2 separate regions of the Mus musculus genome follow, and region 1 is linked to region 2. Evidence: chromatin loops called from intact Hi-C (ENCODE). Cell type or tissue: left cerebral cortex. All regions are shown on one strand. Links, peaks and the distances in the headings refer to the core of each region. The heading gives the core; the rest is flanking DNA.

What was found. Peaks named below come from ENCODE experiments on the same cell type or tissue, not always from the same donor. Only the 100,000 strongest peaks of a DNase experiment are listed, where the experiment ranks them.
Region 1: a loop joins it to region 2, with 2.0 times the contacts of the local background. A loop is called at or near these places in 7 of 42 quality-filtered maps.

The regions. Positions count from the first base shown.
Region 1 is chr12:69,511,945-69,522,326 of GRCm38, reverse strand. No RefSeq gene overlaps it. Among named protein-coding and RNA genes, the nearest start is that of Gm31512, 20 kb to the right of the region's middle. In left cerebral cortex, for the core only: no CTCF peak of the experiment used is centred there; a DNase peak (open chromatin) is centred at 5,619.
Region 2 is chr12:69,462,573-69,472,954 of GRCm38, reverse strand. It overlaps 5830428M24Rik (RIKEN cDNA 5830428M24 gene), which reads left to right. Exons shown (of 5, transcript NR_038060.1): 3 at 2,438-2,561; 4 at 4,595-4,768; 5 at 7,541-8,168. It overlaps Gm40434 (a long non-coding RNA gene), which reads right to left. Exons shown (of 2, transcript XR_872790.2): 2 at 10,109-10,382. Among named protein-coding and RNA genes, the nearest start is that of Gm40434, 6.0 kb to the right of the region's middle. In left cerebral cortex, for the core only: no CTCF peak of the experiment used is centred there; no DNase peak of the experiment used is centred there.

The sequences.
Region 1 (10,382 bases), core at 2,513-7,512, 50 kb before region 2:
CAGGATGTAGGCATGGCTGAAATACAGAGGAAACAAGGTGACTTTGAGTTGAGGAGGTGAGCAGACTGAAGGATAGAATGTTGACTGAGACCTACATTAAAAACTCACCTTTTTCTAAGAGGACTGCAGGACAGATGCAACGCAAAAGCCTGGAACTTTCCATCTGAGGACTGTGAGGTGTGGAAGCGGGTCCTGTCCTTGGAGAGATCTAGTTTCAAAACAGGCAAAAAAGGATTCTGAGAAGGATGTGTGTTAGGTAGGACGGAATGGGGGACTCTGGGCAGAATAGCCTGGGCAAAGGAATGGAAGGGTGGTGTGGGCGACACCACAGCACAGGGCCTAGGAGAAGGGCAGAGTACAGATTAGTTTTGCTCTGGTCAGAAGTTAAGAATGGCTCTGATGGGGTCACCAGGTTGACTGGCCTTTCCAGATGCTGGCCAGCCTGGAGGTATAAAGATTTGTTTTTCCTGCTTGTGTATTCTAGAGAGGGATAATACTAGCCGTTGGCAGTAGAGCCGGTGATCTGAGATGTTTGCTCAGGTTCCAGATGAGATAGTGGTGACAGGAGGCAGGGAGAGCTGTGGGTTAGGTCAGTCAGAGTGAGCTCTAGACTGGCCAGCAGGTAAACCAGTAGGCGGAGGCCAGTGTCACCTGCAAAGCTGTTCATGTGAGGGGCTGGCACCTCTGCAGAGATAGTTTTATGTAGCAGGTCCTCCTGGAGTCTAGAAGGGTAAACTGTCCTGCGTCAAATCTTTTTAAATCCCATAAACAAGGCATTATATTGCTATTCTTTCATATTACAAGAAGAAAAGATGTTTATTCTAAATCCCTAGGCAAAATGGCCTTACACTCTTGACTCCCTCTACATACATACCAAAGAGCACAAATAAGAGGTAAATTCTTAACATGCTGCTAAAGTCTTGCTTTTAATAACTCAGCAGGCAGAAGTCTCTCTGAGCTATTTTGTTTCTTGCCTTGGTTCTCCAGTCAGATGGAACTGGGCAAAGGAGAGTGAGAGAAACAAACACTGGACCCTGTCAAGGTTGGCAGTCTAGTACTCAGACTGAAAGATATATATCCATTAAGCCCAAAGCCCATTAGTTGGCTCCTTCTTGATTTCAAGTGGCAGAGACCCAGCAGAAACTAGCTGAGCCCAAGCAGAAACTCTATTCGTTCATACCTAGTAGGGGTGGAAGAAGGAAGTAAGAAGGAAGAGAAGGAAGAAAGGAAGGAAGGAAGGAAGGAAGGGGAGGAAGAAAGGATGAGAGAGAGGGATGGGCAAAGGGAGGGGGAAGGTAAAAAGGGAGGGAAGGAGGAAGGAAAGAAGAAGAGGAAGAAAGGAAGGAAGAGGAAGAAGGAAGTGTGAGAGGAATAAACAGAGGAAGGAAGGAAGGAAGGAAGGAAGGAAGGAAGGAAGGAAGGAAGGAAGGAAGGAAGGAAGGAAAAAAACAATCAGCAAAGGCCACTGGGCTGACCTGATTGCATGTTTGAATGATGCTGGCAGGGCTGTGCTCTGACAACCCATCATCTCAGCTTCCTTCACCAGCACCAGCTTTACCTCAGGGACACTTCCCCAGTTGGTGTTCTCAGGACTCTAAGCCTGCTTCTTGTCAACTTTGCTGCTCCAGCCATCAGTACCGTTCCTGCAGCAACATTCAGAGCCTTGGTTCTCATATAGCACCCATCCAAGAACCAAGTAGAGCCAGGAGAAGGCAGTGCTCTTATTGGTCAGGACAGATCATATGCCCACCTCTGGAACCATAGACTGGTGTTGAACCCATTTAAGTCATCTTTATGGAGGTGGGTCTTCAGATTGAAATTGCGCAGTTACCAGGATGAGGGTGGCAGGACAAGACTCAAGCAAATAATATGTAGTAGCCATGACACAAGAGTCAAGCTGTGACTCAGTACCAGCTTTGTGGATATATGGCTGTACAGTCACTCACAACCCAGCTGCTACGGATTAATGCTCGGTTGCTTTGAAATTCTTAATTTTTTTTTTTAGACTTTATACTCATATCATTTCCAACCTTTTTTCCTGTAGTCAGGTGGTGGCTGCTGCTGAAGTCATGTTGAAAGACTATCTTTATGTCAGTGGAGGACTTGAACTTTCCAGGTTTCTGGGTCACTGGTCTCCTCATGGCATAGTATCTGGTTCCAGGAATAGGACAGAAACTAGACTCTGATAGTTTCTTGAAGCTTAGAGTAGGGAGCCTTTGTGGGTCTGTCTCTTATCTAAGGTCTGTTGGCCAAGCAGCTTCAGATACCAGAGTCAAGGAGAAAGGAAAGGGAACCATCTCATAGCAGGTGTTTCAGGGTGGGAACTGCGTGCACGCCCTGGAATACTAAGTCTTTGAGGGTGAAGGTGTTGCTTGAATTTTCTCACTTAATTCTCACCAATTTTTACCAGATTCTTAAGACTGTTTTACAAAGAAGGAACCAGGTTTATAGGAAGCTGAGACTCAGAGTAAGCAAGTGACTTGCTCAATGACACACAGCACTCTTACTGCAAAGCCTGTGTGTTTAGTTCCTCTCTATTCTGTGTTGGGTTCCACACAGAGAAGAGAAATCCTCAAAAGGCTGAGATCCTGAGAAGGTTGTGACAAGGACCCTACGGTCAGCACTAACATGAGTCTGGATGTGTCGATGAGTAGAGCCTGTAACATTTGGATTATATAATAATCACCCACCCCACCTACATGCGTTAGGTATCCCTTTATATGGTCTGAAGCCAAAGGTATACTTTCCTGTTAGTCATTTAGCAGCCATCTGAGTTACGAGCTGTCATAGCAAGACCAATATGTTGCTCTATTTTACAATTAGTTAATCTCTTATAGCTCCAAGTTTATAAATTAAGCTTACCATAAGAATCTATGTATAGGTGTGTGTGTGTGTGTGTGTGTGTGTGTGTGTGTGTGTGTTGCCTTTAAGACATTATCTCATGTAATTCAGACTGGCCTGGACTTCACTAGTAGCCAAGTAGCTAAGGCTGACCTTGAATTTCTGATCTTCCTGTCTCTGCCTTTGAGTGCTGGGCTTATAGACATTAAGCTGCTGCTCTTGGTATTACGCAATGCTGGGAATCAAACCCAAGGCTTTGTGCGTGCTAGGCAAGCACTCTACAGGGTGGGCTATTTCCCCAGCCTATAAGGGGAGGAGAATGATGAAGGTTTCATCATTGGAGGCCCTCTCAGAAGGTTCAGCTGGGCCTAACTTAGTTTCTCATTGGCTGCAGAGACCCTCTGGCTAGTGTGGCTTTCCAGACCTCCCTCTTGGAAAGTGAGACCCTTTGTCCTTACAGTGTTTTGTTTTGTTTTAATTTTGGAACATGTGGTTTGCTGAAAACACAGCAAGCTTGATTAAAATAGTTCTGCCATGCTACACATGAACTTACAGTCGCTATCCGGTCTCCTGGTAAAACAGCAAAGAACCCTTCTGACAGGAAACCTCTGTGGTTTGTCCCTCCACAAAAGGATATGCTGAGAAGGGTAGGGAGTGAATAGGGTAGGGGAAAAGATGGAATTTCAATTTAATTTTGTCAGGACTAGGTGTTTAGAAGGCAAAACATAAACCCGAAACATTGTTGCAAGTGACCTTGGAGAGAACGGTGGAGACTCTGATCTTGCATGTCAGGCCCTGGGGCTTCAGGCTCTCATATTGTTTTGTGATGACACTGATGATATCTGCTTGGAGTCCTGGAGTTAGGCTGTGCCTTCCCACTCTGCTATGGTGGAGACATGGTCTTCATCTTCAGCTGTCCTGAAGGGACAGGGGAACCTGTGGCAGAACTTTCCAAAGTCATCCAAAATGGGATCCCAAAGAAAGGAAAGTTCTGAGGTCTAGCAACTCTCAGAAAATTCTGGAAACCACTGTGGTGAAGAGACACTTCCTCCCTTAGAGCCGGAGCATTTTGTCAATGGAACTGAGCCCTGAGCAACACAGGCAGGAGGGCGATTCCTAGCTGAGACTAGAAAGCAGACGTTTAGCTTATGATGGTGGGATTGAACCCAGAGGCGCATCACTTACCCACACCAGGGATAGCAAGTCCAATCTTGAAGTCTGGTAATAAGACAGGAAGCAGCAATCTTGCCTTGAGCCCATGCTCTGACTTTCTTCCCGAGATGGACTGGTTGCAAGTGTAAGTCAAGTAAAGGCTCTCCTCCCTCAGGGAGTGTTTAGCCTGTGTTTCACCACAGTGACAGAAATATGCCTTCCATTTTCCCCCCTCTTCTTCAAGTAACTCTGCATCATGTTTTTTTTTGTTTGTTTGTTTTTTGTTTTTTTTTTTTGTTTTTTTTGTTTTTGTTTTTTTACCTCAGTAAATACATTTCAATAATACTAAATGCAAAGTTATAATTTATTTCCTGAATCTTCTATTGTTGGAGAATAATATTGCCTATTTGTCTAGGGGATGGTGTTTCGTTGATATTATTGTATGGCAGCAACCAGCATCATTTTCTGGATATATTCCAAATAATGGGTAAAACCTATGACCTTTTAAGGACTTTGATCCTCCATCAGCTGGGATAGGCTAACTGTTAAAACAAACACCCCTGAGTCAATGGGGCATAAGATAAGGATTTAATAGTGTCTGCAAATTCCTTTCTCTGCGTCTTTAACAATTAGGAGGATGGCACGTTGTTTGTGTCTTTTTTCTATAGATTGCATGGGAAGTCATGGCTCCTCTGCACAGATGCAGTGTGCCTGTTTCTGATCTCAGAAGGGTTGTCACTAGACAACAGACAGTAGGACTCATATGCCTGACTCCTTTCAGAACAGCCACCAAGTTACTGCATTCAACTCTGTTTCCCTTACCCCCTTCTAATTCTTCCTGCAGAACAAGTGTCGTGTGCAAAATGGGCCACCTTTTCCAGGATCCAGCCCCAAGCTCTGTGCCCCAAATCACCTCTGAATGCAAGGTCACCAAACTGTCCTAGCTTAAAAGACAAGTTTGATTTGGGGGCACGGGTGGGGACAGACTCCAGGGAATAGAACTAAAAGGTGAAAATAGCATCCCAGGGTTGACTTGGTACATTGGCTTTGACCAAATCTCCCAGTGTCTTGTCCTTTGGCGTTTAGTGTCTCGGCAGAGCATTAGCATAGCGAAATCAGCAAGAACTGAGAAATTGTAACAGAAGCCATAGAACTGTGTAAGAGCTGTTCCTTCGCGTGCACCAGGTTGATGAACGCTGGCTCATGTCTGACCTGTGGTTTCCTCCTTGTTTTGAGACTGAAGCATAGTTATTCGAAGATAATGCTTTTGAATGGCCTCTTGTCTACATCTGTACTGGACTCCCAACTGTTGCCTGATGATCAGTTAGGGCTGGCCCCTTGCAAAGCAATGTTTCCAGGGAGGTGAGCAAAAGAATTCTTCAAAAAGTATATTTGTCCAAGGACCTCTGAGAACCAAGCCACAGCATTCCTATAGGTAGTGTGTGTGTGTGTGTGTGTGTGTGTGTGTGTGTGTGTGTGTGTGTGTGTTTTCTTATGTGTCGGCCTACCCAGTCCCCACCTCCACTGCCTTCCCCAAGAGGCAGCCTCAGACTCTGGACCTCTTGACTGAGTGACTCACACTAAATCTAGCATTTATAACCTAGAAAAAGAAACAGGAAGTGGCTTACAGAGCCAGGGTACAGCTCAGGGAAGGGCTCCAGTGTCGTTGGCCTCAGATGAGATGGTAAACGCAGACAGAAGTGTGGTGTAGCAAGCATCTCTCTTTCCTCCCGTTACCATGGTGCCTTCTGGTTGGGGCTGGACCATCTCAGTGGAGTTCCTAGGTGCATGATCGTGGCATAGGGGTCACTGCTTCTGGGCCAATGACTCTTTCCAACGTGAGGTCTTGTAAGATGATAAGCTCTTCTCTGCAGTGGCCTTGGACCTTTGACACAGCTTTTATCAATCAGCCTTATAAGGAGAAGTGCTTAAGTGGATGCGGTGGTAAACGCCTGCGATCCCCGTGCTTGGGAGGTAGATGCAAGAGGACAGAGAGTTCCTGGTCATCTTTGGATCTTTGACTACATAGGGAATTCTAAGCCAGCCTGGGTTACTCAATCCAGGAAATGTGTTCAAACACCATGAACTTGGAAAGTGTATACCTAGGACACCATGAACTTGGAGACTATACCTAGGATTACACTGTGACACCCATAGAAGGGCTTCCTTTATAGGCTGAGAAACAAAAGTCCATTGTTACCCTGGGTCCCCAGAGTCTGGGTCCCCAGAGGAGTGCTCCAGTGGTGTGGTTAGCACTGTCCTGGGTGTGGCCCTAGGGTCTTCTGCCCAGGGTGGTGGGAGTGTGTGTGGCTGATGGGGGAGAAAAGAGCAGAGGGCTAGCCTTCCAGTACATACCCAGGCATCCATTTCTGATTCTCTCAGGACTGAAGGGTAGCAGGCAGCTGAGCCATCCCCACTCCTACCCTCAGAGCCTCTAACTAGTTCTCCTAGCTCCCCATCCTCTCACTGATGTCTTCCCACAGGCTTACCCTTGTCATGGCAGGGTGGTGCCAAGACACTGTGGAGGCCTTTCCCATGCAGACTCAGTGCAACTATCTGTAATGGCCTCTTTAGGCCAGGGTCTCCAAGTACCAATTTATGGAGAAATGGTTGTAGCACAGACTGGTTCTTGGCCTGCTCTGCAGCCCTCCAAGAACCATGTTTCCCCAGGCCTAAAGGTCTGGTTCTAAAAGCACCTGTTCCTCTAGACCGGTCCATAGAGTAGAGGGCCTGTAGCCAACCAGTCGTATTTTTCCTTTGGATGAAGATAACTTGCTTCCTTTTCAGCCTCTTGTGACGTTTGGAAACGATCCCAGAAGTAGAGGGGATCACTAGCCTGGAGAAGCCATTTGAGGCCTAACACAGCTCTTTCAGGAGGGATTAGACGGAGGCCAGATTATCGAGCAGTTTCCCTCAGCCCTGGCTTGCCACAGTGACAGCATTACCCAAGCTTTTCCATAAGCAAAAGGGCTTGCTGCTTCAGGAGTCTGTGCTCTCTCGGTGTCCTTCAGAAACAGGCAGAGAAGGTCACTTCCTGTCACAGACCGGGCGGGATTGGAATCCACTGGCTTCTCCTCAGAAAGAATGCTGATTCTAAGATAACGTCAGGAAAGGACGAAAACTGCCTCTACCTCACGGACCTCTTCAGGCCCCTCCCAGATCCTTGTGGAGCAAAGGAGAAAAAGCAAACTAAACTAACCCGGGATTTGTCTGGAGGGATGTTGATACTTCTGGATACTTCCTAGCACCCATATCTGGCTGCTCACAACTGTCTGTAACTCCAGTTCCAGGGGATCTGACACCTTCTTCAGACTTTCACAGGCACCTGTATTCACATGCACGGGTGCTCGTGCGCACACACACACACACACACACACACACACAAGCACACTCCTAACTTTTTTAAACAGTGATTTGCCAGGGCAACCTTGCTCGATGGTACTGGCCAACCGTCCTTAGTTCTGTGTTTGAGCTGCTGAGTCTCAGATGACTTGAACACTCACGTACAGCTTCTCGTAAACCAAGAAGGGAAAATGCTATCCAGCACCTCCTCTGCTCTCCCCCGAAATCCCCACGGTTCTCAGTTTCTCGGTCAACAGTGGCTGGCTTTTGCCCAGATCACTGTGACTCGGTGGCAAATGCTGAGGAACAGAGTACAGGAGGTGATGTTGTTTTGTCTGCAAAGTGGAGATGAATCTTTGTCTCCGTTTCCCAGGCCTGGGGAGGTTGGGGGATTCCTCGCCTCCTGAACGCTTGAGATCTCACAGGGCTATCACAGGACACTTGAGATCTCACAGGGCTATCACAGGACACTTGAGATCTCACAGGGCTATCACAGGACACTTGAGATCTCACAGGGCTATCACAGGACACTTGAGATCTCACAGGGCTATCACAGGACACTTGAGATCTCACAGGGCTATCACAGGGCACTTGAGATCTCACAGGGCTATCACAGGGCACTTGAGATCTCACAAGGCTCTCTCTCTCTTTCTCCCTCTCTCTCTTCCCCCCTCCACCCACCCTCTCTCCCCCCCCTCCACCCACCCTCTCTCCTTCAGAAGGCGCTGCTTTTTGAGGGCTCCCTTGCTTCCTCTTTAGGAGGCTGTGATCAGTAGCCGGAAGGAGTTGTACTCCCTCCAGCCCAGTTGGAAGAGTTTAAAATGGTGGGTTTAGAGCCATACAGACTCTGGGCCCTGGCTTTGATTTTAACCGAATGCTAAAATGAACCGTTTTCTTTCTCCTCCTTTTCCTTTCAGTGACTTTTCAGGCAGCCCAGGTTGGTGCCAAACTCTTTACATAGCCTTTGACCTCAAAACCTCCTCCCTTTCCCACTTGCTGGGACTACAGGTTTACATCACCACACCCTGTTTTATATGGTGCTAAAAACTGAAACTTGTATGCACTGGGTGAGCCCTCTAGACCACCTGAGCAACATCTCTAGCCCTTAAAACAGACTGTTTCCTAAAACAAACAAACAAACAAACAAACAAACAAAAACCCAAGAAACTAGCTTCAGGAAGATTCTATGTCTAAAACCTAAAGCAGAGATTCCCAACCTACAGGTCATGATTATTTGGGGGTCAAAACAACTCTTTCACAGGGGTTGCCAAGGACCATCAGAAAACTCAGATATTTACATTATGATTCATAACAGTAGCAAAATGACAGTTATGAAGTTGTAATGAAACTAATTTTATGGTTGGGGGATCACCACGACATGAGGAATTGTATTAAAGCGTTGCAGTATTAGGAAGGCTGAGAACCCCTGGCCTAAAGGCTGAAGAGCTTTGTACTGACTATTTCTTGATTTTTAGGTAGGCTTGTGAGCAAGGCAGGGTGGGGTAGGTAGTTCTCACTAAGCTGAGTATGGCACAATTTATCTACATCGATGACTTTCACTTTTCCTTTCCCTCTGGGGCCTGAGGATGATGTGGGGCCCAGGAGAGGGCAGGAGTCCACTTCTCCTCCCCCATCGGGGCAGTAGGTGGTACTTTCAGATCTCAAACCACACGCCTACATTTTCTGTTTGGCCACTCTCCTGGGCTTGCCCCGGCTAGAGCTGGCTTTGTGAAGTGAAGGGTATTGAGGGCACAGGAGTCCTCCTCAGGGACCTGCCTGACAGCTCAGCCCATGCTCTCCCCAGGGTGTCCTGGGTGCCCAGATCCTAGGAGAAGCTGGCCTTGTCTGCTGGGGAGGTTAGCCCAAGAGAAAAGTCTCACTGAGAACGTCCTTAAAACTGTCATCTTAATGGTATCCAAGCCACTCAAGGTCAGACACTTAACAGATGTTTACTGGGGCCCTACTAGGTGCCACCCCTGGTAAGTCCTCATGGAACTTGCAGTTTGACTTTCAGGGAAGGAAAGATTTGCAAAGTTTCTTCATAAGAGACAGTGAGCGCCTTAGAGCAACTGTGGAAGACACCTGACATCACCTCTGGCCTACATACATACACGCTCACACACACTCACACATACATATGCACCCACATACACACATACATACACACTCACAGACATAAACATTCATGCATACATATACATAATACATACTTACACATTCATACACATTCATACACATACACACAGCACTTACACACTCACACACATACACAAATACACATACATACCCCCATACTCACAAACACACACCTCTGAGTGTCCCTTTCTTTGGCTACCCTCAAAGCTTCTGCTCTCTAGGAATGATCTTACAGCCTAAACTCTCCTCTGAGCTCGCACAGTAGTTCCCCTGACAAAAGTCCCTGTCAAGGAGAGTCTCAGAAAGTTCAGCAGGATAACTCATCTTCCCTCACTCTGTTCTCCTAAGAGGGAACCTAATCCTGGAAACATCAGGCTGACTTGAGGACCCTCAGCATATCTGTGCATTGGCTTTTTCAAATCTCAGTGGTTCTCTTTCCAGGAGCCCACAGGTCAGGAGTCAAGGGCAGAAGGGCAGCAGGCCAGGTTCAGGTCTGTCCAAGAGAGTACAACCCTCAGGCTGGATTCAAGGTACCATGAGGCCCTACCTCCTCCTTCTCCTCCTCCCCAAACAGGTTAAAGTCTTAAATGCTGGTAATTAGGATATGGTTTCATTTGGAGACAGGGTCCTTAGAGAGGTAATCAGGTTAGAATGTGTCATTATAATTAGCCCTGATTTAACATGACTCATACCCTTATAAAAAGGTGGGGGGGGATATGGTAGCAGACACATGGGGACAACACCCATCTGTGACAATGGAGGCAAAGAGCAAGCGATGTGTCCACAAGTCAGGGAATGCTATAGATAGCATTCACCAACCATCAGTTAAGGAGAGAACAGCGTGAGGCCAATGCCCCCGTGCACAAGTCCTCAGAGAGGACCAGCCCTGCCCGGCCCTGACCTTGGCCTTC
Region 2 (10,382 bases), core at 2,935-7,934:
AAAAAAAATGGTCAGGAAGATGGCTTAGTGGGTAGAAAGGTGCCTATGCCGCACACGCACTTACACACACACACATACACACACACACACACACACACACACACACACACAAGCTTCTTCTGATCCTCTGTGTGGAGTAGTCTAGGGCATGACGAGTCTGATGAAGCCTTGGGAGTCCTGCAGGCTGTTAAAGACATTTGAGACAAACCTTAAGGAATTCTAAACCAAAGTGAAAGGTATAAAGTGTGGCCAGCCTGAGAAGTGTCTTCAAGCTACAGAGTTATGTCAGATGTCCCTGCTGCCTAGGGGACCACTGAAACTGCCCGCTCAGAGCCTCTTTGCCACAGCTGTGTCTTCTTGGCTAGATGTGAAAAAGGCAGCATGCCCCCATGAGCAGGGACTGCTGCGAGCATGTTTTCGACTTGGGAGACTGCAGGGCAGTGACCTCCAGCAGGCCGGCCACACAGGTAATTTTCTTGTCCTCCTTCACCCAAACACATACTTCCAATCTAAAACAAAACAAAACTACCATTAAAGTTAATCTTGTTAAAAAATGTTTAATTAAAAATTATTTAAATTGAAATTAAAATAATTCTGAAGGTAGGTCTACATTGTATGTGTCCCCTGTCAGAGTCCTCTGTTCCCAGGAAGATACATAAGCTGTAAAGTTCACATGCTTTTTCAGTCCTGAGTTGCTGTGACTTACTAGTCAAAGAAAAAATCGCAAAAAGCCGCAGTCAAACCATCCATTAGGAGACAAATTTAAGCAAGAACAGCACAAGCTGCTGCCGGCTGCTGACAACAGGTTTTCAGAATGGAATGATATGCCTACCAGGCAGTGATTAAGGACGGTGACAACAGGCAATTTAGTGAAGGGTCAGTGGCCGGCTGGCTTATTTATTTTAAAACTGAAACCCACTCATCACTTACTTGAAGTAGCAGCAAATGGTAGCATTGTGGTAACAGAAAGAATCCTACCACTTCCTGGCAAGTATTTCATTTATGGTTTATGGTAATGAGCATTTCATTTATGGTTTTCATTGTATTCTAGTTTTCTCAAGTTTGGATGTCACTGAGAAGGAAGCTCTAAGTTTGGGAGGCCCAGCTCTGAGGAACTCTTCCTTGGCACCTCTCAAACTTGCTACTTCTAAGAGTAATATCCTCCAGGATATTACCTTAGTTACTGTTCTACTGCTGCGAGGAGACACCATGTCCAAGACAACTTGTAAAAGAAAGCATTTATTTGGGAGCTTGCTTACAATTTTAGAGGGGGCATCCATGACCATTATGGAGTGAAGCAGGGCAACAAGCCTGCAGGCATGGCACTGGAGCAAAAGCTGAGAGCTTACATCTGATCCACAACGAGGAAGCAGACAGGCAGAGCTAACTGGGAACGGGAATGGCAGAAGTTTTTAAACCTCAAAGCCCACCCCTAGTGACACAGCTCCTTCAACAAGGCCACGCCTCCTAATCCTTCCCAAATAGTTCCACCAACTGAAGACCAAGTGTTCAAATATATGAGCCTATTGGGGGAGGGGGCACTCTCATTCAAACCACCATAGATACCTTCTAAGCAATAGGACTAAGCTATGTTCACCCAGGCTGTCACCAACCAGCCAGGGCCCCAGGCCTAGAGATCTGGTTCTTATGGTAGTGAATTACTTGTCTCTAAAGGAGGCTGTAAGGGCCATGTCTGGGACATTTCTGACATGACCACTGACCATTGCCAACAGCCATATTATATGTGGTTTTACTCCACATGGTCTAGCCTGGTGGAAAGGATGCATCTCATTGGTCCAGAGCACACTGGAATCAGGTACAAACTCATCAGTCTCGAAACTGAAATTCTTTCCTTCACTGTAGTTGGGGTGTGTGTGTGTGTGTGTGTGTGTGTGTGCGCTGGCATGCACGTGTGCCTGCCTGCCTGTGTTGGGGGGGGATACACCCATATGTGCACATACGGAGGCCAGAGATCAATATCCTCTATTGCAATCCACCATCCAATAAGGACTCTTATTGAACCTGGAGCTTGCTGCTTTGGTTAGACTGGCTGGGTACCAAGTCCCCAGTACCCCACCCCTCCAGTGCTGGCATTACAAGTTCAAACCATAACATCCAGCTTGCTGTTGTTGTTTGTTTGTTTATTTGTTTGTTTAGTTAGTTGTTTACATCCTGATCTCAGCTTCCCTCCTTCCTCTCCTCCCCCTCCCTCCTTCTCTTTTCCACTCCCACACGTATCCCTCCTACCCTTTGCCTCAGAAACATCCTGGTTTTTATGGGGGTTTGGGAGCTGAAGTCAGATCCTCATGCTTGTATAAAAAGCATGTCTCCCACTGTGCCATCTCCTCATGCCTTTGAATTTTTTTCTTGAGTAGTGGGGCTTACATTGTACTTGGCTTGTTCTGGGATCCTAACTTATCGCCTCTCTTCTTTCTAGAATGAATGGAGTCTCTACACATCAAATCGTGTGTCTTGACTACTCAGGATGTCAAGGGCAAAGGTTAACTCCTGGGGGTTTTCTTTCTGTATTAAGATTCTCAAGAGAACAGAACCAGTGGTGGGTAAGTGAATGGATGGATAGATAGATAGATAGATAGATAGATAGATAGATAGATAGATAATAGAAAGATAGATGATAGATAGATGATAGAAAGATAGATAAATAGAAGTTAGAAAGATAGATGATAGAAGTTAGAAAGATAGATGATAGATAGATAGATGATTGATAGATAAATGATAGAAGTTAGATGACAAATGATAAATGATAGATAGAAGAAAGATAGATATATAGATTATAGATAGATATAAAGATAGGTGATAGAAGATAAACAGATAAATAGATGAAAGATAGATAATAGATATAGATGATTGATTGAAGATAGATAGATAGATAGATAGATAGATAGATAGATAGATAGATAGATAGATAGATAGATGAAAGAGATATTTATCAATCTGCCAGCTGTAAGTTTAAGACCCAGGAAAACCATCCCCTTACTTCAGTTCCTTCGGTATCCAAGTTCCTTCCGAGACCCAGAATCTCTGCTGATGTAGCTCTAGGTCAGGGACTGAAGAAGAGATATTCCAGTCAAATCATGAAGCAAGAAAAAGAGAAAAGCACCCTTCTCTGCCCTGTGCCAGCCAGGCTGTCACTGAGCTGAATAAAGAGTATCAGTCCCCACTTGCCCGTCGATTTGGTTTCCTGCTCCCCAACCATAGCAACACATGTTCCACGGCCTCTGCCCTGCCTCTCACCAGGCATATGCAGCAAGCAGTGAAGGGCCAGAGCACAGCTCCCATCACAGGTCCCATCCTCCCTGCCACTGAGGTCTCTGGACAGTGGGTCAGTCGGTCCAAAGGCTGGGACCTTGTAAGCACTGCAATGTGAGCTTGAGGCCCTGAGTCTCGATATAAGAACCCACAGAAAACCTGTGAGTAAAGGCTGCTTAAACATCAGGGCTAAGGTGCAAAGAGGGCACAGGTAAGTCCCTGGTTAGCCAGACTTGCTAAATTGATGACCTTCAGATTCAGTGAGAGACTCAAAGTCTTAGAGAGAGAGAAGTGAGAGAGAGAGAATGATCAAGAAAAGACATTTAATATCTACCTCTGGTTTCCACAGGCTTGTTGCAAACACATACACACATGCATTAGTACATACTAGCACGTACATGTGCCGCATACATACATCATCACAGAGAGAGGTGGGGGGAATTCACAGTCAAGAATGACAACCATAGGTATTGCTCAACTCTTCCCGGGTTTCTCAAGTACTGTCTTAGGGTAAGTGACTCAAGGGTGCACAGCAGACTTAGCCGGACAGAGGTTAGAGTAGAGAGTTTTTTGTTTTTGTTTTTTCTAATCCAGGGCTTTATCTACAAAGTCCGAATTCCTGGAGGCACTGACTAGAGAGTGCACAGTGCATACAAAGGACAGTCACAACTCCCTGCGATGTCTTGCATGGGCCTTCCACTGAAGTTTGTAGCAAGCGCCCCAGTTTCTCGGCTCTTGGGCCAGGGGTTCTGTCTCTAGCTCTATAATTACTTGTTTCCCTTTGGAGAGGAGGGAAGAAGATGCACACAAATATGGAAACGTTTTGTGCCTCTGTTTACCTCGTTTTAGGATGGAGGTAATGTCTTCTCTGTGGCTCTACAGGTGGAGGAGATGTCCACAGAAAGAAAACCTGTGAAACCCCAAGACGGGGGAACCTTTTTGTACCCACACAGACATCCTTAGAGTCTTGTTGTCATTTTCTGCACTTGCGTAATCCTGGTGTTGAAATACCTTTGTGGAACCTGTCCTTGTCTTACACCAAAAGCTCCATGTCTTCTTCTGGGACTCTGGGGGAGCTGGTGGATCGTCCCTGAGGGTGATTTCAGAAGGAAACCCAGTTTTGCAGGACTGAATGAGGTAAAAAGTAAAAAGGTCTTCCCTCTCCTCCTTAGTTAACATTGAGTTGCCACGGCAGCAGGATTGTAGCCAACATTTTACCTGTATCATCACACTGACTCCTCATCCCAGCCATAGGGAGATAATTATAAATAAAAACCTTAAATGCCAGTTTAAACAACATGTTATGAGCCTTCCCATTTCACAGATGTGGAAACAAGGCTCCGAAAATGTTAAAGAAGCCACTCCTGGTCATTACATCAGCTAAACGACAGGCTCTGATTCACCTGGGCTGTGGGATTTCCAGGATCAAAGCAAGTGTAAGAGGGCTGATGGTGGGCCACTGTCACCACACCCTTCATCTTTCACTGTGTCATCTGAGGTAAGTGAGGGAAATAGCTGAACGGGCATGGTGGCCGCGACTACACTGTTCGGAAGCTCACAGCTTGGACTGCCCGGCCAGGCCTGGCCACAGCAGAGCAAGCACCAAGTGTGACATAATTTGACATGTATATTGTTAGCTGAGTCGTGCCTGTGTGTGTGTGTGTGTCTGTGTGTCTGTGTGTCTGCCTGTGTGCCTCCAAGCCTGTCCACTCACAGGTGGAGGCTACTGGTGAACAACGGGTGTCTTCCTTTGTTCCTCGACTTTTTTTTTTAATTTTATTTATTTTTATTTTCTATGAATGAGTGTCTTGTCTGCCTGTATGCACATGCACCACATGTGTGCCAGTGCCTGCAGCAATCAGAAGAGAGCACCAGGTCCCCTGGGACTGGAGTCACAGACAGTTGTGAGCTGCTGTGTGGGTTTTAGGAATCTAATCCAGGTCCTCTGAACGAGCAACCAGGGCTTGTAACCACTGAGCCATCCCTCCAGCCCCTCACATTTTTTGAGACAAAGTCTCTCAATAGTCCTGGGGCTTGCCATTCCAGCTAGACTGGCTGACCACTGAGTCCCCCAGGACACACAAATCTCTGTCCCTCCCCAGCTGGGGTTATAAATACACACTGCCACCACACCCATGCAAGGGCCCTGGAGATCCAAACACAGGTCTGCATGCTTGCACAAGCTCTTAGCCCATTGAGCCATCCCCTAGCTCCACTTCCTGACATCTTAACACTACCCCCGCACCGAAATGCACACATACAAAGAGAATTCCTGTTCAGCGGGGTCCAGAACCAGGACTGTAAATCCAGTCCAGTAGAAGCGGTGCAGTCTTGATCCTCCACATGCTCCCGGCCCTCGTTCTCCTTTCTTTCAGGTTCACAAAAGCCCTCAGGGTCCTAGCTGACTGGGACACCTGGAAAGGACACCCCCTGCCCCGTCCCGTTGGGCTGCCTGCAGGCTGTGCAGTACACTGGGAACTCCAGGTTCCCAGCTTTGTGAGCTGTCACACATGCTAGGGCGGGCCGTAGTGATGTACTGACTTTGAGTTCTGCTGCTATCAGTAACCCTCATCCAGATTTCTGTACGTGACTCCAGTAAGGCCATGTTGGATTCTGATAGTACCCATCCTCTGTTCTGTTCTCCGTTCCCTCTCTGAGGTGAGATGTGTGGGGAGTGTCTTCCCAGATGAAGTTTTGTCACATGTCAAAGACAATCTACCTACCCTGGCTAAGACGCTCTGCCAGGGACTTCTGGGGAAGTTTCTTCTCACTGTACCCGAACAAATAAATACAAATCACTGTGTCCTCTGCAGTCATCTTGAGATCAACAACCTAGGGACAAACCCTGGGAGCTCGGTAGACTAAGATGAAAAAGAAACCAGACGTGGTGATCCCAGGCCTCTGGGGTTAAGGCAGGAGGATGATGGTAGTGAAGTTGAGGTAGGCTACACTGTTAAATCCTATCTCAAAAAGAGACTGGGAATGAGGGGAAGAGAGGCAGCTCAGTTGGTGGGACACACACACATACACATAGAGACACACACACACACAGAGAGACACACAGACACACACACAGACAGACACAGACACACACACACACACACACACATACACATAGAGACACACACACAGAGACACACAGACACACACAGAGACAGACATAGACACACACACACACACACACATTGGATCTTTGTTGATCTGTCCAGGCACTATCTCCACCCCTACCTGAGGTCTACCAAGCCTTTGGATTTCTCAAAAGAAATTTCTTCTCACTGTACACGAACAAATAAATACAAATCAGAGGTCAGAGAGCTTCTTTTCGCTTTTTGTTTATGCCCAGTGCTTACATGACACCATAGTACACAAGGCTTTGGTGCCTTTTTAGGCTTTAGCTCATAAACTATGTTTGGTCACTGAAACTAACCTTTACCTCTCAGTTTTCTTCTCTTAAACAAATAAACAAAACAGACACAGCTTTGCATTCCTTAAAGTCTTCCCAAGTGAGGAAGAGACGGTGGTCCAACAATGGAAGCTCTGGCTCCCTCAGAGTCTTTTCTTCCTCCATCCTAAGGACTTCCTCCTTCCAAGTAATTTCCTGGCACAATATGACAGCTAGAGTTATAGCTACTCCATTCATCTTTCTGAAAAGGCAACAGGTGTGGACACAGTCAATCCCTTCTTACAGAGTCCTCTCAGAAGATTTGCCCCAGAATATCTTTTTCACACCATCCTGGTTGGGTGCCTCAAGCAACCAACATGACTGCCAAATCTTCCAGCTGAGCATATTGCCATGCTAACAATCTGGGTCATGTCACCAAGGGACGAGGAGAGAATGGAACTTGATAAGCAACCAGCAGGTTCTGTCCCACCCTGCGTAACAAGCAAGCCTGGTTTCTACATTCAGACCTCCAGCTTAGTGTCTCCTCCAGAGAGACCCAAAATTCTAGTAACAAATATTCTCACCATAGACCTTTAACATCAAAAGCTGAGATTCCCCCTCAGCAAGGATCTCTGACTACTATCTTCTAACACTTATGACAGACTGAGCATCTGTCCTCTTTAATTAGACCTCATTAGCCTTTCATTAGAATCTAATCCAGATGTGGTAGCATCCACTGGTAATCCTGGCACAAAGGCGGCTGAGGCAGGAGGATTGCAAGTTTGGGGCTAGCCTGGGCTACACAGTAAGACCGAAAATGAACTCATAACATTCTCAGCTTGTCATGTGTATATATATATTCCCCTCTCTCTTTTACTTTTTTTCCAGGTTGTTCTACAGTGCCTTGCTTCTGATTGTGCTGTCAACCTTCTCAGTCCCTGGGTTGGACCTAGGACAACAGGCCAGCCTTTGGTTAGCATCAGCAGCTGAGTGGAGACTCGTCTCCAAGCATCAAGGATGTGAAAATGTGATCTTGTTGGGGATAGTGGGAGCTTGGGGGATGGGTTCCTTTGTACTTCTCTCAAGGTCTCCTGGTCCCTCCCTGTGTGTTTGTGGGCGCCACAGACAGCCTCACAATCAGGATGAGTGGTAACGGGACAGTCAAACACAATGAAGGGAATCATTGTCTCACGAGAGTCAGAACATCTGTTCCTCCCACCGCACCTGGGCGAAGGCCAAATAATCAAAAGAAGGAAACAGGATCTGCCAACAACGCACTTTACCTTGAGTCTTTGTGTAGAGAATACCTTCTCCAAGTAGGCGCCTTTCATTGGCTCAGATTTTCCCATCTCAGTTGTCATTATAACTGAAAGCTATTGTAGCTCATAATTTCACATTGTCCTTTCAAATAGAAGCATCGCCAAGCAGATGTGAACAATTATCTTCAATTGTGATTTTTTTTCCATTAAATTTCTAAAGGAATACCTAACCTGGGTGTTCAAACATTGGTTAATCCAAACCTTTGCGATTTCATATTGTGGGTTCATCCAGTGGGATTTGATATTGGGTTTTTTAAGTCGTGCTAATTGAACCAGTTATCTACTTTATTAGAGGTGCCCATATATTTTTTTAAAGCAAAACATTATCATACTGTGCTTGGGGGAGGGGGTAAAGGGACTCGAGCCAGCCCAGCATGGCAAACACGGCTCTAGTGGGCTTTGTCCTTCAGCATTGCTAAACCGTTAGATTATATTCTTAAACTGGCCACCAAGGTCTATCCCCTTATCCGGCCACTTCCTCCTCCTGAGCTAACTACAAATGTCCAACTATCAAAGTATTCAAGTCCAGCAACCAAAGCCCCCCCTTGGCTCACCTAATTAACATGCCCAATTAAAATTAAACATCTCACCTTACATGGGTTTTTCCCTTGTACCTGTATAAACTGCCATTCACCTACTGACCACATCGGTCTCCTCTCTATCCAGACACAGTCCTTTGTCCCACTACGAGACAAATATCTCCCCCCCCACCCCTGTTCCCTTCCCCTTCTCTATCATCCTCTATCTCCTGTCTTTGTCTCTTATTCTCTGCCCTTTGTCCCTCTGAGGCAAATAAATCTCCTTTGGGCTGAGAACTTGGTCTTGGGGGTCCTGAGCCAATACAGTTCCCTTGGTGGTGGTAGGGATCACAGATCCTTGTCTTGGTTTTAATAACCAAAGAATAAATAATGAGAAGGTTGACATTGTTACAGTATGAGGGGCAGGTAAAGAAACTCCAGAGGAAGGGGACAGCCTGGGCTTTCTAATTTTCAACAATGAACAATCATATTTCAGTTCCAAACACATTGTCTGGATTAAACAGAACTCCATTCCAGGGGGAAAGCAGGCTGTATAAGCTAGGGGCGCTTCTTGCTGATAATGCGCTATGTATTCAGACATCATCACTGTTGGTACAATTAGAGCCTTGCAGAAAAGGAACACTGGCCCCAGGACCAGAATGCAGGGGCATTGGGGGAACTGAGTCCTTTTGGAGCCTGAGCGAATTAGGAAGCACAGATGCCCAAACATACAGGACTTGGCGCACGCCTTTAATCCCAGCACTCGGGAGGCAGAGGCAGGCGGATCTCTGAGTTCGAGGCCAGCCTGGTCTATAAAGTGAGTTCCAGGACAGCCAGGGCTACACAGAGAAACCCTGTCTCTAAAATCAAAAAAAAAAAAAAAAAAAAAAAAAAAAAAGGACTTAACCTCACAAAGGTCATTTGAAGGAGAACGGTTCCCTCTTCTGCCTTGGTACCAGGAGAGAAGATCAGCCAGGTTTCTCTGGCTTTCTCTGGCTTTCTCTGCAGCTGGGGCTTCTCCCTGTGGCTGTAGTCATCCCAGTGGAGATGGGGAATAGGTGACCCTAACAGCAAAGAAAGCCTGGATAGGATAGACAGCTAAGGCTAGGAGCCTGTCAACACATCTCTAAGGAGACTGTTCACCGCCCTTAGAAACACTGCCCGTGCCTTAAGAGGCCCCTTTCCCTTTGCCTCAGCCTGAGTATCTCTCTCCTTTATGCTGTAGGATTTTGCTCAGGGACTCCTGAGCCACAAAACTAGAGGAACTCTAGGTGTCATTTTTACATAGTGTGGTCCTCGGTAACCAGCTGTGTGATATTGTACAAGTCACTCAACCTCTCTGTTTCAATTGTTGCATTTACCTCCCGAGAAGGGGCGCGAGGGCCCTGTCAAATCTTATTTGGAAAAATCCTAGCGAATGAACAGCACCTAGCATGTGGGTGGCCAGCACTCCTTGAAGATTGTCTATGGGGACAAATGAAGGATTTCTCCTACTGTGCTGTCTCCTAGATTTCCATCTCAGGAAAACACACGCCTCTGCAAACACAGGACAAAGATGAGAAAATGTCCTGGAATCCCTTTATTCTGTTCAAAACCCTTAAGACATCAGGAGATGGGACTGCCTGTGTGCAGAGTCTTTTAATTACACAACCTCTGAGCTGACTTGGTTAAGTTTTAATCGAATGGTGGACTCCCGATGAGCACCCGGGCTTCAGAAACACGTGAACAAAATGTAAGGTATGGTCTCTTGGTTCTAGTTCCTTTCCAGTGACCGACTGTTGCTCAGTGAGGCGGCGCAAGGCTTTTGTTTGTTTTCTTGGTTACAGCAGAGAATAATGCAAGAGCCTCCAGATTGTCTCACATGGAAGTGATAGATGGATGCCAAATTCTCTC